2 separate regions of the Homo sapiens genome follow, and region 2 is linked to region 1. Evidence: chromatin loops called from intact Hi-C (ENCODE). Cell type or tissue: gastrocnemius medialis. All regions are shown on one strand. Links, peaks and the distances in the headings refer to the core of each region. The heading gives the core; the rest is flanking DNA. Region 1 overlaps OGDH (oxoglutarate dehydrogenase). Region 2 overlaps OGDH (oxoglutarate dehydrogenase).

Region 1 (8,542 bases), core at 168-8,167:
TGATATCTCATTTTGGTTTTAATTTGCATTTCCCTAATGACTAATGATGTGTGTGTCTTTTCATTTGCTTATTGGCTATTTGTATATCTTTGGGGAAATTTCTATTCAGATCCTCTGCCTATTTTTTGACTGGATTGTCTTTTTATTGTTGAGTTGTAAGAGTTCTTTATATATTCTGGATATGAGCCATGTATCCGATGATTTGCAAATATGGGACAATTTTGGTGTCCTTGGAAGCACAAAAGTTTTATTTTTTATCAAGCATAATTTATCTGTTTTTTCTTTTGTTGCTTGTGATTTTTGGTGTCATATCCAAGAAGGCTTTGCCTAATCCGAGGTCACAAAGTTTTACCTCCTATGCTTTCTTCTGAGTCTTATAGTTTTAGCCCTTACATCTATGATCTGTTTTGAGTTAATTTTTGTGCATGGTGCAAAGGAGTCCCGCTTCATTCTTTTGCACTTGGATACTATTTTCAAATATAAATGATTGAGTAGCAAAGCATCTAATGGACAGAGTTAGCTCCAGTGGGTGGCTACAATTACCCAAGAAGCAGATATTAGTTGAATGAAAGGAAGAACTCCTAACAGTGAGACCTGTTCCAACAGGGGAACCAGCTCCTCCAGAAGTTTTGGATTCCTCCTCATTGGAAGTATTGGCACAGCTAGTGAACGAGTTGTCAGGGTTGAAGTAAATGGGAGGGGTGAGAAGGGCTAGAGGTGAGAGGAGAAACCATTTGGCCCTAAAGGTTCCTTTGTCTCCCAGACCAGCTTTTCCTCTTAGCGAGATTTTCCTACTAAAACACTAACTCCCAAAAGTATACTAAGAGAGTACATTGGTGGTATAGTGGTAAGTATAGCTGCCTCAAATAATATACTAAGAGGTATTATTAATACACCCATAGTGGAAAAAAGTACAGCGTATATTTGGAGTATACCTCTGTCATATGTGTGTATGCACAGCCACTAGTATAGATAACCCTGCCGGTAGAGTGCATCTCCATCACACGTGTGTGCACATCCACCCAAGTAGATAATCCTGCTGGTAGAGTGCACCTCCGTCATGTGTGCTGCCATCCATATGTGCATGAAGGCACAGAAGCTCATAACAGTGGTGAACATTGGAGAGGGCAGCTGAGACCTCAACCTTGCAAAATGGGTTTCTTTCTGTGAGGTTCTAGCAGTAAGGCATGTTATGATCACTGACTTCCTGCTGCAGGCCCTTCTTTACATGCTGAAGCCCAAGATGGGCAATGCTGGCTTCAATACCAGCTGAGATTGTTCAGGGCTCTCTTATGTGTCAGGCTCTGATACACCATTTTTTTTTTAATCTCATCAGTGTCTGACTATTTCTGATCATTTCTTTAGTCAGTGTGAGAAGGGAGATTATGTAAAAGCCATTAAACATAAATATAGAGTTAGATTTTGCTAATATTTTCTTTATCTCTTTACTGCTTTGACTCATTGCTCATGAGGTAGTGTGGCATCAGGAAGATCTGTAGAAGGAGAGGAAGTAACTTCTTAGCTGAGTCTCTTATTTCTTTTAGAACATACTTAGAAATTCCCTTCCAGAAATTTCACCTAAGGAAGCCATCTGATGGTAAATATTTTTTCATAAGACTCTTTGTCTGCCAGATGCAATGGCTCAAACCTGTTCCCAATACTTTGGGAGGCCAAGGCAAGAGGATTGCTTGAGCTCAGGAGTTCAAGACCAGCCTGGGCAACAAAGTGAGACCCTGTCTCTACACAAAACAAAACAAAACAAAAATTAGCCAGGCGTGGTGGTACACATCTGTAGTCCCAGCTACTGAGGAGGCTGAGGCAGGAGGATTGCTTGAGCCCGGGAGGTCAAGGCTGCAGTGAGCCGTGATCACACCACTACGTTCCAGCCTGGGCAACAGAGTGAGACCTTCTCTCAAAAAAAAAAAAAAAAAAGGTTTTTGTCAAAACCATATTTGCGCTACCACAAAGTTAGGAAACAAACCTATGTCCAACAGCAGAAGCGTCTTTGCATAAAATTTGGCAAAGCCATAGGAAGGGATATTAAACAACCACTAAAAAAGATTAATATCCTAGGGAATGGCCGGGCACAGTGGCTCACGCCTGTAATCCCAGCACTTTGGGAGGCCGAGGCGGGGGATCACAAGGTCAGGAGATTGAGACCATCCTGGCTAACACCATGAAACCCCATCTCTACTAAAAAAAAAAAATACAAAAAATTAGCCAGGCATGGTGGCAGGCACCTGTAGTCCCAGCTACGCAGGAGGCTGAGGCAGGAGAATGGTGTGAACCCGGGAGGTGGAGCTTGCAGTAAGCAGAGGTGCACCACTGCACTCCAGCCTGGGAGTCACAATGAGACTCTGTCTTAAAAAAAAAAAAAAAAAAAAAAAAGTTTGATATCCTGGGGAAATGGTCACAGTATGGTAAATGGAAATTGCAGGATATTAATATGCTGCTAGTAGGAGTGTAAGTAGAACAGCTACTCAGGAGAGCATTTAGAAAAATTTTAAATGCTCATGCCTGTGGCTCAGTTTTCCCTTTCTAGGATTAGATTGCAAAAAAACTCAGCGTTTGAGGGAGAAAATTTGTATAAGGATGTGTACAGCAACATTGTGTTTACCACAAATTGGAAACAAAAGAAATGTCCACCAACAGGAGAATGGATAAATACTCTGTGGGGTATACTGTGTCTGGTTAAGTTTCACTGGAAAGTAGAGACTAAAGGAAGTATAGCTACATGTTTCAACCTGGGTGTATCATAAAAGCAAATGTTAAAAGGCAAACTGCAAAGTTACCAACAAGCCTCAGAAGATACTATATACTGTTTACGGACATATGAAGTACAAATAGCAACTTGTGGCAGTGTCCTCCTCTGATTTAAGGGTAAGGAGGCCTGCGGGCTTGAGCCTCTGTGACAGAAACATTTTGGTCCACTAACAAATATGGCGAAACCGTTGGGATTTGTTCATGTTAGGTGAAGGCGTTAAGGATGAGCAGTGTGGTATTATCATGCTTTGTGTTTGAAATATATCATAAGATAAAAATTTAAATGCAAACCATAAAATTATGAATATATCATTAAATTTTGGTACATCTAACTGGTAGGGAATGTTATGAAGCCTTTAAATTTTCTTTTCTGGCTGGGTACTGTGGCTCACACCTGTAATCCCAGCATTTTGGGAGGCCGAGGCAGAAGGATCACTTGAGCCCCAAAGTTCAAGACCAGCCCGGGCAACATGGCAAGACCCCATCTCTACAAAAAAAATTTAAAAATTAGCTGGGCCTGGTGGTGCACACCTATAACACCAGCTACACAGAAGGCTGGCATGAGAGGTGAGCTACGATTGCACCACTGCACTCCAGTCTGGTTGACAGACCATGACTCTCTCTTTAAAAAAAAAAAAAAAATTCTTGCTGGGCGTGGTGGCTCACTCCTGTAATCCCAGCACTTTGGGAGGCTGAGGCAGGTGGATCACAAGGTCAGGAGTTCAAAATCAGCCTGGCTAACATAGTGAAACCCCGTCTCTACTAAAAATAACAAAAATTAGCCAGGCATGGTGGTGCGTGCCTGTATTCCCAGCTACTGGGGAGGCTAAGGCAGGATAATCGCTTGAACCCGGGAGGTGGAAGTTGCAGTGAGCTGAGATCACGCCATTGCACTCTGCTTGGGCAACAGAGTGAGACTTCGTCTCAAAAAAAAAAAAAAATTCTTAGGCTGGGCACAGTGCCTCACTCCTATAATAACACTTCGGGAAGCCGAGACAGGAGGATTACTTAGGCCCAGGAGTTTGAGGCCAGCCTGGGCAACATGGTGAGACCCTATCTCTACAAAAAATAAAAAGAATTAATCAAAATAATAGAAATAATAAGATCCCAAATTTAAGTATTTATTTACATATATATGCATACAAAGAAAATAATCTGGAAAGGAAAACATCAGAATATTTACCCCATAGCCTGTGGAATTATAGGTAACTTAATTTAACTTTTCATACTATGTCTTTTAAATTCTCTATGTTAAATATATATGGATTTTGTTATCAGAATAGGAAAAAACAAAGGAAAAGAAAAAGTGTAAACAGCCATTTTGGGGTACGTACTCAGAGTAGCCAGATGGCAAGTGCATGCCATGCCCGGCCTCAGCCCCGCCCTCTGGTCCCTGTGCCGGCTGTGCCAGGTGCCCTCTTGCTAGGCTACATGTTCCTTGCAGATCGGCTTCACCACCGACCCTCGGATGGCCCGCTCCTCCCCCTACCCCACTGACGTGGCCCGAGTGGTGAATGCCCCCATTTTCCACGTGAACTCAGATGACCCCGAGGCTGTCATGTACGTGTGCAAAGTGGCGGCCGAGTGGAGGAGCACCTTCCACAAGGACGTGGTTGTCGATTTGGTGAGTGACTCTGGGGACAGCACGTCCTGGGCAGAGCATCTGACCCACCCCTCTTGCCCTCGGCACCCCTGTGTCCCAAGGAGAGGAGCTTGTCTAGATGAGTCACCTCAGGGCTCTCTACTGCCAGGCCTCATGCTGGTTCCTTTGAGCTCCAAATAGTTCAGGCCTGTAAGCACCAAGGAATGCTTCCCAGGCAGGAGCTGTGGTGGTGAGGAGGGCCACTCCTCATTGACAGAGCAGCTCTACTGTGTGAAGGAGAGATACACAGAATCCTAATTCTAGAGAAGGTAAACTCCAGGGCAGGCATGAGGAATGAAGAACGTGGCCATCACCTAGGAGAGATGGGGCAGGTGCCTGAACAGCACTTCTTCCCAAGGGGCCAGCCCTTGTCTCTGACATCCTCTCACTGCTCTGAGCAGGTGTGTTACCGGCGCAACGGCCACAACGAGATGGATGAGCCCATGTTCACGCAGCCGCTCATGTACAAGCAGATCCGCAAGCAGAAGCCTGTGTTACAGAAGTACGCTGAGCTGCTGGTGTCGCAGGGTGTGGTCAACCAGCCTGAGTATGAGGTACGTCCCTGCGGCTCTATCCCAGTGCGCCTTTCCAGGGCTGGCGATGACTAGAAAAGGTGGGCCACAGGGCCAGTTCTCACTTTTGCCAGTTATGAGGATACACGTGAGAGGATGTGAAATATTTACAACTACAGCATTTCAATGCATAACTTTTTGGAGAATCTGGGCCACTGAGATGCTTTATAAAGGAAGTGGGCCTTAAACAGTGTTTTGGGGAAGGGAAGGGGATGTTTTCAGGTTGAGGTAGTAGCAGCCCAGTAGGTTTTCTCAGATTTCACAAATTGTGCATGGTTGAGAGGTGGGTGGTGGATCCAGCTTGGTAAGGGGCCTGTTGTAATCTGGATAGTAAGTGCTGGTTGGTTGTGAGTGGGAAGGCCAAGCAGCTGCCCTAGAGAGGGAGAGGGTGGGTGTGAGGAGCTATATCTGAGCATGGGAACAGGACAGATCCCAGATCAGAACAACCTGATAGCCTGTAGCCTATGCTGGAGACAGAGCTTTGTGAACCAGTTTTTTTTTTGTTTTGTTTTGTTTTTTGAGACGGAGTCTAGCTCTGTCACCCAGGCTGGAGTGCCGTGGCATGATCTTAGCTCACTGCAACCTCCACCTCCTTACTTCAAGCAGTTTTCATGTCTCAGCGTCCCAAGTACCTGGGATTACAGGTGCGAGCCACCACGCCTAGCTAATTTTTGTATTTTTAGTAGAAACAGGGTTTCCCCGTGTTGGCCAGGCTGGTCTTGAACTCCTGACCTCAAGTGATCTGCCTGTCTTGGCCTCCCAAAGTGCTGGGATTATAGGCATGAGCCACTGCGCCTGGCCTGGACCAGTTCTTAAGAAAAAATGTGGTGGGCTGGGCGTGGTGGCTCATGCCTGTAATTGCAGCACTTTGGGAGACTGAGGCAGGTGGATCATGAGGTCAAGAGATCGAGACCATCCTGGCCAACATGGTGAAACCCCGTCTACTAAAAATACAAAAATTTGCTGGGCGTGGTGGCACGCACTTGTAGTCCCAGCTACTCAGGTGGCTGAGGCAGGAGAATCGCTTGAACCCGGGAGGCGGAAGTTGCAGTGAGGCAAGATCGCGCCATTGCACTCCAGCCTGGTGACAGAGCATGACTCCGTCTCAAAAAAAAAAAAAAAAAGTGGTGAAGGGTTAGGGGTTCAAACTCCGAGCAGAATCTCTACCCAGCAAATGTGAGGAAGAAACTTTTGGGAGTGAAAAGAATAAAATCTTAGAAAGGTGTTATGCCTATTGAGAAGGAGCAGGCCCAGAGGCTGAGATGTTTTGCATCCACGAAGTGTGGGACTATGGGTGGGCATGCACGGGAGTTGTGCCAGGGGTATGGTTGGGCTTGCGTGGTGGCTGTCAGAAAGTGTGGGGGTACAGGTGGGCGTGTGCAGTAGTCATGCCCTGTGCCAGTCACGCTGTGTTGTGCCCAACCCTCCAGGAGGAAATTTCCAAGTATGATAAGATCTGTGAGGAAGCTTTTGCCAGATCTAAAGATGAGAAGATCTTGCACATTAAGCACTGGCTGGACTCTCCCTGGCCTGGTGAGTGAAGAAACAGTGCCACAAATAAGCTCCTTTGAGGATCTGATGTAACGAGGCATCCTCTTCCCAGAAAAAATTCATGCTTTCCACTTTGTACCCACAATGCACAGTTGTATGCACCATTTCAGCAAAGCCCCCTGCAGACCCTGGACCCAGACCCCTGCATTAATGTTTTCTGGGGAACACAGTGTGAGCTACATTGTCTCTCACCCTGCTTCTCCCCAAAATCACGTGTCTGCCATTTTGTGGTCCCTGGAAAAGTAGAGCAGATGTCATGCCTCAGTTGTTCTTCTTCTCCTAGGCTTCTTCACCCTGGACGGGCAGCCCAGGAGCATGTCCTGCCCCTCCACGGGTCTGACGGAGGATATTCTGACACACATCGGGAATGTGGCTAGTTCTGTGCCTGTGGAAAACTTTACTATTCATGGAGGTAACACGCTCTGTGCTGACCTGTGGAAATGTTGGGGCCCAGGCCAGGGGCGACGACTGTCTAGGACTGTGACCTTGGCCCCCACCCATCATGTGTCCTACAGAGACTCCCTTCCTGCCCTGCTCAAGGCCTCTGGGGTGGTTGGATGGAGCCACCTCTCCCACTCCCTGCCCTTAGCACGATCCTACACTTCCTCAGTGGTAAAGGAGAGACTGAGGTCACAGCTTTTCCAGCAAGTCAGGAACCCAGAAACTACGAGTAAAGAAGGCTCCGCTCTTGCCATGGGCACGCTGAGAAGCAAGGCAGGCATGTGCAGGCAGGGCCTGCAGCAGCTGGTGAGAGCTGTGTCTCTGCAGGGCTGAGCCGGATCTTGAAGACTCGTGGGGAAATGGTGAAGAACCGGACTGTGGACTGGGCTCTAGCGGAGTACATGGCGTTTGGCTCGCTCCTGAAGGAGGGCATCCACATTCGGCTGAGCGGCCAGGACGTGGAGCGGGGCACATTCAGGTAACGTTCTGGGCAGTTTTGTTTGCCCTCCAAAGAGTAGAAGATGGAAAGGGAGGGGTTCTGGTGTTTCTTTTCCGGAAGACGGTTAGAAACCGGAAGAGTCACATTGCTCTCAGGCTGAAAACCTCTGTCCCTCATTTGCTATGGGTGCTTCTGTTAAGACCTGGGTGGGGCCGACCCTGCAGCTGCCTGGCCAGAAGTCCAGGTCACAGAGCATGGCATCTGCTGGTGCTTCGTGCGGGTCCCCAGCGTATTTGCTTGTCAAGTCAGAGCTCCTAATTATTACCTCTGTTGTCCTGTCTCAGCCACCGCCACCATGTGCTCCATGACCAGAATGTGGACAAGAGAACCTGCATCCCCATGAACCATCTCTGGCCCAATCAGGCCCCCTATACTGTGTGCAACAGCTCACTGTCTGAGTACGGCGTGCTGGGTGAGTGCCTGGAGCCACACCACCAGGGCCTGTCACCCACCCACCCCCGCTGGGCCTACTGGCTGGTGTCCTGGACATGGTTTTCTCCTTCCTTTGTCCCTTGTAGGCTTTGAGCTGGGCTTCGCCATGGCCAGTCCTAATGCCCTGGTCCTCTGGGAAGCCCAATTTGGTGACTTCCACAACACGGCCCAGTGTATCATCGACCAGTTCATCTGCCCGGGACAAGCCAAGTGGGTGCGGCAGAATGGCATCGTGTTGCTGCTGCCCCATGGCATGGAGGGCATGGTGAGCCTCTGGCCCTTCCCTGCCAGACCTAGGACTTGGGAAGGGCCTGTGTAGGACCCTGACCCCAAAGACTGGCACGAGAGCCAGTGGCTCACACCAGCCTCCTAAGGACTCTGCTGGTGCTTCCCATCCATCTCAGATGGGATGTCACTTCAGAAAGCCAGAGTAGCCCATCTGGATGTGGCTAGCATGCCCCGTCCCTGCTGGTGCAGACTCCCTAGATGCACAGGCGTCCAAGTGTGGAAATGATGAGCCAAGTGCTTTGCTGGTGGGAGGGGGAAGGAACTGAACCCTGCCATCAAGAAAAAAGATAACCAGAAATGAGCTAGTTGGTTGAGGAGGAACAGCAGATGCGGCAAATGTCAGTACGCAAGAGC
Region 2 (8,542 bases), core at 136-8,135, 55 kb before region 1:
ACGCCATTACCTTGGTTAGAGCAAGTCACAGACAACCCTTAGGGACATCCGTTTGGGGAGAGGAAAAGGCATGGCCACTGGACAGCCCTCCACAGCTCTTTTCATAATGACCTGATAGAGCAGCCACCTTTAGTCTAGTGCAGAATCCCAGCAAATATCATTCTGATATCAGTAGATTCCATAGGGCAGAGCTGAAGCAGCTGTTCTTTGCTAATCTTGGAAGTTTATTGATGTTTTATTTACACACCTGTACAGACAGAAGATAATAGAGATTGTTTAGAAATATTCTGTCACCTATAATGACTAAGCATTGCTATAATGGAGCATGTGGTTTCCTTAATTGAAGAATACCTAAATAGAAGCCCATTCTTAACTGGCCTCAGTATAAACAGCTTGTAGTGGCAGGTCACCAGGCCTGGATCACAGTGCCCTACCTTGTTTTTGCTTCATAGGCAGAATGGTGGTAAGTGGTACTCTGGCCTGGGCAAGGTCTGAGCAAGGCCTGCATTGATGGAGGGTCCAGAGTCCAGCTCTACCATCTGCACATTTTCTTTGGAGACTTGTGCTTAGCCCAACAGCATGAATCATTTGCTGAAGGCTCTGGAGGTGGGCATTCCATCCACAAGTCTCCCCAATAGGGAGTACCCTGTTTGGACATACAGGGTAGTCACACATATGGGTTTTAAATCTTGTTCTTAGGATATTTTCAGGAAAAGCTCTGGCCCACACGTTTAGGACCATTTCCTGGGCAGCATTGGAAGGAGTGGTAGAGGTCATGCAGGCCTGCCCTGTCTTGTGTGCAGGAAAAGAATGAGTTGTTGGTCTACACTGAGGCCGGGATGGGAGGCCTGCCCCTTACAGCAGCGCCGGCTGAACTCCAGGCTGGCTGGTCACATGGTGCCCAGCAGCTGACTTTTTATCAGCTTGGCTGGATTAGAATGAGCTGAAAGAAGAGCCATACGCCGGTGTTCCTTGGTTACATGGTGCCCTGTAGTTGATATTTATAGCAATTAAAAAGCATTGTCAGTGTCAGAACTTAGTAAGTGAGGTTGTGTGGATAGTGCTGGGCCTCATCAACTTATCAGCTGTGCGAGGGCCTTTGAGCATGGGTGTGGCTCCATGCAGCAAGGAGACCGGAGCCTGCCCCACCCGCGCCGCGGATTATTTAGACAAGGTGGCAGTAATGTGGTGACCAAGGGTAGCTACGTGGGTGGGCTGGGCTTGTTCTGTGGCTGAGGTGGAGTAGGGAGGGCAGCTGGAGTGGCGTCTGTAGGGGCTATGGATAGATGAGAGGAAGTGGTCTCATCAGTCCAGAGCCACCCGTAGTCATAGAGCTTGGGCTAAGTTGTAACACTCTCCTCATGTTCCTCATCAACTTCTTGAACAAATGCAAGTATATGTGCAAGGACTTTATAATTTTTTTTTTTTTTTCGAGATGGAGTCTCGCTCTGTCTCCAGGCTGGAGTGCAGTGGCACGATCTCGGCCCACTGCAACCTCCGACTCCCTGATTCAAGCTATTCTCCTGCCTCAGCCTCCTGAGTAATGGGGATTACGGGCACGCACCACCACGCCCAGCTAATTTTTGTATTTTTAGTAGAGATGGGGTTTCACCATGTTGGCCAGGATGGTCTCAATCTCCTGACCTCATGATCCGCCCGCCTCAGCCTCCCAGAATGCTGGGATTGCAGGCGTGAGCCACTACACCTGGCCGGACTTTATAAATTTTAAAAAGCTGCAAATGCAGGACCATCATCTTAAATAGCCTGTGTTTAGGACTTTTACAGACAAGAAAACAGGCCAGAGAGCTGAAGCAACTTCCCGAATCCTCATGCAGTTCATGGGAGGCAGACCTAGGACCTGGGGACCCAGGAGGTGGCCACAGTCAGTCCTACTGGTCTGTGAGTGGGCACTGGGGGGCTGTAGAGCACCATCCTGCATGACAATGGGTGTCAGCTACTGCTGGGGGAAGGGATGTCAGATGGTATATTTGCCACCCTCAGAAATAGGAAGCCCTACCTATTGGAAACCTCACAACCAAGGACTGGCAGGGAGCTTGGCCCTCAAGACTCCCAACTGCTGACTCAGGAAGGGCAGAGTCTGCTGCCTGTAGCTGCCGATATGTGGGAACAGACAAGTGCTCCTTGGTTAGGAGTGGCACCTGCTAAGGTCAGCGCCTCTGCTGCAGTGAGGGGCAGCCCTGGACTCAGACTCTCCCAGGGTGGAACCCCATACCTGTCAGGCTGCTCCCTCAGAAAGGAGGCTGAATATCATCTGAATTTAATTCAGTAAAGGTTAGGTGAGCAGCTGCCACATGCAGAGAGCACTGAGGATACTGTTTCTAGCCTTTCAAGAGCTTCCTTTGAAGAAAGAGCACTGGTCACTGTGAGGAAAGTGCATTATGGTTGCATAGAATTCTGAGTTTGTGGGAGCTTGGGGAGCAGTGACTTTTGACTTGGAAAACAGAGCTTCATTTATTACAGCTAAGTGCTTTTAGTTACCTAAAATTAAATAGGAGGTCTGGTTTCATTTCATCCAGAATGTAAAAATTATTTACCGCTGAAATCTATCATGTTTAAGTCATCTCAGCAACAAGTTGATGATCTTAAACCCACTCATGGGAAGTTGGCTGTGAGTGGGGTGGGGGGGCACACAAGCTCCCTGCCTGCGAACCACCCCTCCCTCTGATGCCATTTGGTGGCAAAAGTCAGCCATTACCCTGGTCAGGTGCTTGTTCCTCTTGGGGGTGGTTAGTGGTTTTCTCCTTAATCTCCCATATTCTTTTTCACTCACCTGCAGCCTGGTCCCAGCTCACCTGCCCAGCCTGGTTTCTTAACCATCTGTACACCCTGCATGTGGCAGTATCATGAGTCTCAGCACATGGTGGGCAGGCACTGGCCAGGTGCTCCTGTTGTCTATTCTCTTTGGCCAAATGTCTTCTCTCTCCTCCTCAGGCTCTGCAGGCCTTACCTTGCCTTTAGGGCTCAGACCGTGGGCCCCTCCTCAGAGCATCCTTGCTTTCCTCTCCCATCCCACTTGTCTTACTCTTCGTTTCTCAGCACTTGGATCCATTCTGTGAATTTACACGTTTACTGGTTTTTCTTATTCTTGTTAAGAGTAAGAAGCTCATTTTAGTCATCTTCCTGTTCACAAACCTTACAGTATGCCACATATAGTTAATAGATATTTGTTGAATTGAATGAGAATTACTGGATTTTTAGAAATAATGGTATTCATTGGCTCAGCATCGTGCCTCACACCTGTAATCCCAGCCCTTTTGGGAGGCTGAGGTGGGTGGATCACCTGAGTTCAGGAGTTTGAGACCAGCCTGGCCACCATGGTGAAATCCCGTCTCTATTAAAAATACAAAAATTAACCAGACACGATGGCGGTGCCTGTAATCCCAGCTACTGGGGAGGCTGAGGCAGGAGAATCACTTGAAACCGGGATGGGGGTTGGGGGGTGGTTGCAGTGAGCCAAGATCACGCCACTGCACTCCAGCCCGGGCGATAGAGCCAGACTCTGTCTCAAAAAAAAAAAAAAATGGTATTCATTTTTTGACATGGTACATCCTGCACACATCTGACACTCTTAGGAAAATGTTTATGTGTGGTAAGAACTTCATCAGAATCCCATAGCCCCTTGCAGGGCTCAGAAGTTGGCCTTTTGGGAGTGAGTGCTTTCCCGCACCCCTCCCCTGGCCCAGGACCCCTCACTCCTTCTGGCAGCTTCCTGCCCCTTGAATGTCATTTACAACCTTGCCCACTTACCTTAACATTTTAACCTTTTCCCCCTTATCAGTGACATTGTCATTGGTGGTCAGAGAATTAACTGTGTGTAACTGTATATTTGAGGCAAGGCAAGGGGACAGATATTTTCCTTACGTTATTAGTTGTGCAACAGAAGCCAATTAAGAGATTGGAGAGATGAATAACACTAGTGATGGGTTGCAACTTGGGTGTGGAGCTGGGCACACCCACGTACGTCATTGTGACTCAGAAGTCCCTGTCACCGCCCTGAGCCAAGTACTAAAGTAAGGCCCAAATACCACACTTACTTCATAAAGAAACCAAAGTCTGACTGCCTCCATTTCTCATGAGTGAAAAACTGTTTCTATTATAGGAAACTTAGGTCTTCAGTGTGTTTGATGGTAGCATGCTATTAGATTGTGTATTCTCAAGTCTGATTTTCCCCATTACTGTGCTTTCTCCTTTTCACTTCTGCTTTGTCACTTGGAATGTTTCTAGAAGTAGAAGTCACTGCCCCTGCCTACATCAGACTGCAATTCCGGGACATCCAGGCAACAGCAAGGGATAATTAGGAATAAATTTGGCTGGAAGAAAGGGAAAATGCAGCTTAGGCAGCCTAAACCAACAGGCTTATTTTTCTCACTCAGTAAGAGAGCTGAGGTCGCCTGACTCAGCTCAGGTTCTCAGTGAGCCATCAGCCACCAGGTGCCACCTTTCAGTGAGTGGGCTTCTATCCCTTCCAGGTGTCTCTTCATGCTCCATGGGAATTAGATGGGACATGCTTTGACTCTCTCTTCCAGAAGCTTTCTCTTCTTTTTGAAGGGGCTTCTGTTTGCGCTGGGTGGTCAATGACTCAGCCTAGTCTTGATTTATCCCCCAGGATGGGGACAGACAGCAGGGGAGAGATCTCAGGTTGAGATGAGTGTACAGTAAGGGCTGGGAGTATCAGAAGGGGAAACGCTCTCCCAGATAGTGACAAAGCTAAGCGACCATGTGAAGGGAGAGGACAAACATCCCATGGAAAGAAGGGTAGCTGCCAGGCCTGCGGGAAGGAAGGAGCATGATGCTGGGGCATGGGAGCAAGTGGACAGGGAGGGCTCTGCAGGTCCCCTGGAACCTAAAGCCAGGGGTTATGGAAGGCAGATCCAGATTCAGGTGTTCAGAGGATGAGGCAGGGGTGGGTAGTTTAAGGAGCTGGAGAAGAGGTATCTCCTTGGGGAGTGGAAGATGTTAGAGAGATACAGGGTTGCAGGACAACAGGGAGGTGGAAAGAGAGTGGGGGATGGACTGTGGCATCTGGGCCCCACCAGGAAGGAAGTGGCCCCATTGGTGACTCATACAGGGAGGGGTGGGGCCAGTGGGTGCCTGGGAGCTCTGGTACTTGGGCAGGTCTGGCTTCCTGCTGCCACATCTGTTGGGAGGTGAAGCCTGCAGGCCAAATAATGACCTTCATTTTCAAAGCCTTTTTGAATAAATAAACTTTTTTGAGGTTTAACTTACATATATTAAAATTCACTTGTTTTAAGTGTTTAGTGCAGTAGGTTTTGCCAAATGTGTGCAGTCACTACACTCGATACAAAACATTCTATCACTCAATTCAAAAACCTTTTAGTATACCTCCAGGTCTTGGCGCAAAGAGGGCTTGCTGTTGTTGGGTGTGGGGGCTCACCCAGTCCTGGAGACAGAATGGGCTCTTTGTCTGAAGGTGGGGCAGGGTGCTCCCCCAGTGGTGTGGGAACTGAGCCAACTGGAGAGTGAAGTGGGATGCATGGTGTAAGATGAATAAGGGAAAGGCTGCAGAAGTTGCATTCCCAGCATTTTCCTTCCCGGGGATTCCCAGCAGCTCAGCAGTACCGGTATGAACCAGTTTTTTTCTGACTGCCTCCAGCATGAGCTGAATTTCCGTCTGTGCAGTTATCCTCAGCCAATTGAAAATCACCTGGAGTTGTATTCCAAGCACAAAAGAAGGTCAGAGAGTGGAGGCCCGATGATCATGATCGCCCTGTCTCCAGGGCCTAGGCTGGAAGGAGTCCTGCAGCCTTTGTGGCTCAGGACCAGAGAGCTGACCTTGACCCTGACCTTGTGATCCCAGGCATCAGTGGCTGGAAATTCCTTTCATTTTATTGTTGAGCCCAGAAGCGCCCAGCTCTCTTTGGCAAGGTTAAGCTAGGGTAAGAGGCACTGTTACTAGAGTGACCAGAGTTCTTTAAGCGTCGCTCTGCTATTACTCAGTTAACCTTATTAATACCCTGCCTGGTGACTGCTGTGTGTAAATTCTGCCTGAGCCCACATCTCTCCAGTGGGAATATGATTGACATTCCAGGTGCTCTAAGTAAGTTGGAAAAGCCCACAGAGAGCCTCAGTAAAAGTTAGCTATACCTATCCCTGCTGCTATTGGTGGGTTTTTTTTGTTTTGTTTTGTTTTACTATTTTAATTGTTATTCAAAGCTAATTTTATTGAAAAGAAGTAAACTTGTGATTTTGCTATGACTTTTGGCTCTGGATCCAAAAGTGAATATTGTCCCCTAGGATAAAGGAGGCTGTCTGTACAGCTGGAGAGACTCTTGATCTAAGGTCTTGCTCTTGGGTGACTTTGCCCTGTGTTTCTGGACACTTAATGGGTTTTACGAAATAGAAGAAAATGTTTTAGGGGTTTAATAAAGTTTGGGTTGTGCTGTTCTCCAGTACTTACTGGGTTTGAGGGTCATGCCCTATCCATGAACCTGTTGTGGCCCCAGGGAACTAAGTAAGTGTCTACAGCTAGACTTGGGGTGCGGGTCACATGGTGTGAGGGTAGACATTCTAGCACTGGAGCAAGTTTGGGGTAAAGAAAAATTTTGATTAGGTTTTTTGTGGGTTTTTTTTTTTTTCTTTGAGACAGAGTCTCGCTCTGTCGCCAAACTGGAGTGCAATGGCATGATCTCAGCTCACTGCAACCTCCGACTCCCTGGTTCAAGTGATTGTCCTGCCTCAGCCTCCTGAGTAGCTGGGATTATAGGCACACACCACCACCCCCAGCTAATTTTTGTATTTTTTTTTTTTTTAGTAGAGACAGGGTTTCACCATGTTAGCCAGGATGGTCTCGATCTCCTAACCTCGTGATCCGCCCGCTTCAGCCTCCCAAAGTGCTGGGATTACAAGCATGAGCCACCAAGCCCAGCCTTTTTCTTCTTTTTTTTTTTTTTTCTTTTTTTTTTTTTTTTTGGAAACAGGGTGTCACTCTGTCGCCCAGGCTGGAATACAATGGTGCGATCTCAGCTCACTGCAACCTCTGCCTCCCAGGTTCAAGCGATTCTCATGCCCCAGCCTCCCAAGTAGCTGGGACTACAGGCCTGCACCACCACACCCAGCTAATTTTTGTATTTTTAGTAGAGACGGGGTTTCACTATGTTGGCCAGGCTGGTCTCGAACTCCTGATCTCAGGTGACCCACCCACCTTGGCCTCCCAAAGTGCTGGGATTACAGGCATGAGCCACTGCGCCTGGCCTGATTAGGTTTTACGTGACAGTGGTAGCTTGCTGTTGGTTCTTGCTGTGCAGGGGTGGGATACAGCCAGACTGACTCCTGCTCAGTTTCCTGCTGTATTCAAGGGGTTTCTCCTTTTAGGTCAGGTCCTCAGTTATTGGAGGCCTGGGTAGAGGCCAAGAAGTGCAGTCATTGGTCATCCCTGCTTTCACAATGAAGATGGATGTCCAATGCATGTGGTCCCCAGTCATCTCTGCTTCTAGAATGTATGGAGCTCTCAGTCCTGCTGGAAAAGCTCCATGAAGTCAGAAGTACCTGAGGGTGTCCAGTGTATTTGTGCACAGCCACCTTTTAGATCCCTGTGTCCTTGACAGAACCAGTCATGGACTGAGTGGGAGGCAGCCTTTACTTTGCCTAGGGAGTTGATGCTGAGACATCCTCTGTTTTCTCTCCTAAGAGTAAGTCAGTTTTTTCCTCTGGTGGAAATACTGCCTTTTCTCATGTTGGAGGAGAACACTGAGTTTTCATGAGAACCGATTTAATGGAGGAAGGTGAGAATCTCTTTGGAGATTCCAAACCCTGGGTTTCTTTAGCAAACATTTTGATAGCATCTGTTGAAAAGGAAAGTTTAGGCCCAGATGGTGGCTCATGCCTATAATCCTTGCACTTTGGGAGGCTGAGACGGGCAGATCAGTTGAGCTCAGAAGTTCAAGAACAACTTGGGCAACATGGTGAAACCTCATCTCCACAAAAAAATATTTAGTAAAAAAATTAGCCATGCGTGGTGGTGCGTGCCTGTGGTCCCAGCTACTCAGGAGGCTGAAGCAGGAGAATCACTTGAGCCCCGGAGGTGGGGGTTACATTGAGCCAAGATCGTGCCAGTCTACTCCAGCCTGGGCAGCAGAGCCAGACCCTGTCTCAAAAAATAAAAAAGAAAGAAAAGGAAAGTTTGCAGCCTTTTTTCATGTTCCTGATTGTTGGGTTACATTTGTATAAGATGCTTCTGTAATAGGTTTTGTGGGAGGTGCCAGAAGAGAACCCCAAATCTGTCTTCTACATCAGACAATACACCAGAAATTAACCAGAAAGGTAAAAACCGTAAAACCTCAAATAGTTTGATTTGTAAAAACATTTTAAAGGCCAGGTGCAGTGGCTTACGCATGTAATCCCAGCACTTTGGGAGGCCAAGGCGGGTGGATCACAAGGTCAGGAGTTCGAGACCAGCCTGGCCAACACAGTGAAACCCTGTCTCTACTAAAAATACAAAAATTAGCTGGGCATGGTGGCAGGCGCCTGTAATCCCAGCTACTCGGGAGGCTGAGGCAGGAGA

What was found. Peaks named below come from ENCODE experiments on the same cell type or tissue, not always from the same donor. Only the 100,000 strongest peaks of a DNase experiment are listed, where the experiment ranks them.
Region 2: a loop joins it to region 1, with 3 times the contacts of the local background. A loop is called at or near these places in 5 of 110 quality-filtered maps.

Annotation. Positions count from the first base shown.
Region 1 is chr7:44,689,618-44,698,159 of GRCh38, forward strand. It overlaps OGDH (oxoglutarate dehydrogenase), which reads left to right. Exons shown (of 23, transcript NM_002541.4): 11 at 4,208-4,387; 12 at 4,807-4,959; 13 at 6,408-6,510; 14 at 6,812-6,940; 15 at 7,297-7,447; 16 at 7,753-7,880; 17 at 7,987-8,165. Among named protein-coding and RNA genes, the nearest start is that of ZMIZ2, 55 kb to the right of the region's middle. In gastrocnemius medialis, for the core only: no CTCF peak of the experiment used is centred there; DNase peaks (open chromatin) are centred at 4,444, 4,923 and 7,124; H3K4me3 peaks cover 1,106 bases; H3K27ac peaks cover 6,942 bases.
Region 2 is chr7:44,634,292-44,642,833 of GRCh38, forward strand. The region is part of intron 2 of OGDH (oxoglutarate dehydrogenase); the gene reads left to right. Among named protein-coding and RNA genes, the nearest start is that of OGDH, 32 kb to the left of the region's middle. RefSeq lists a silencer at 1,066-1,221 and enhancers at 3,735-4,245, 4,091-4,210, 4,099-4,626, 4,691-4,840, 5,155-5,682. In gastrocnemius medialis, for the core only: no CTCF peak of the experiment used is centred there; DNase peaks (open chromatin) are centred at 950, 2,870, 3,990, 5,110 and 6 weaker places; H3K4me3 peaks cover 448 bases; H3K27ac peaks cover 8,000 bases.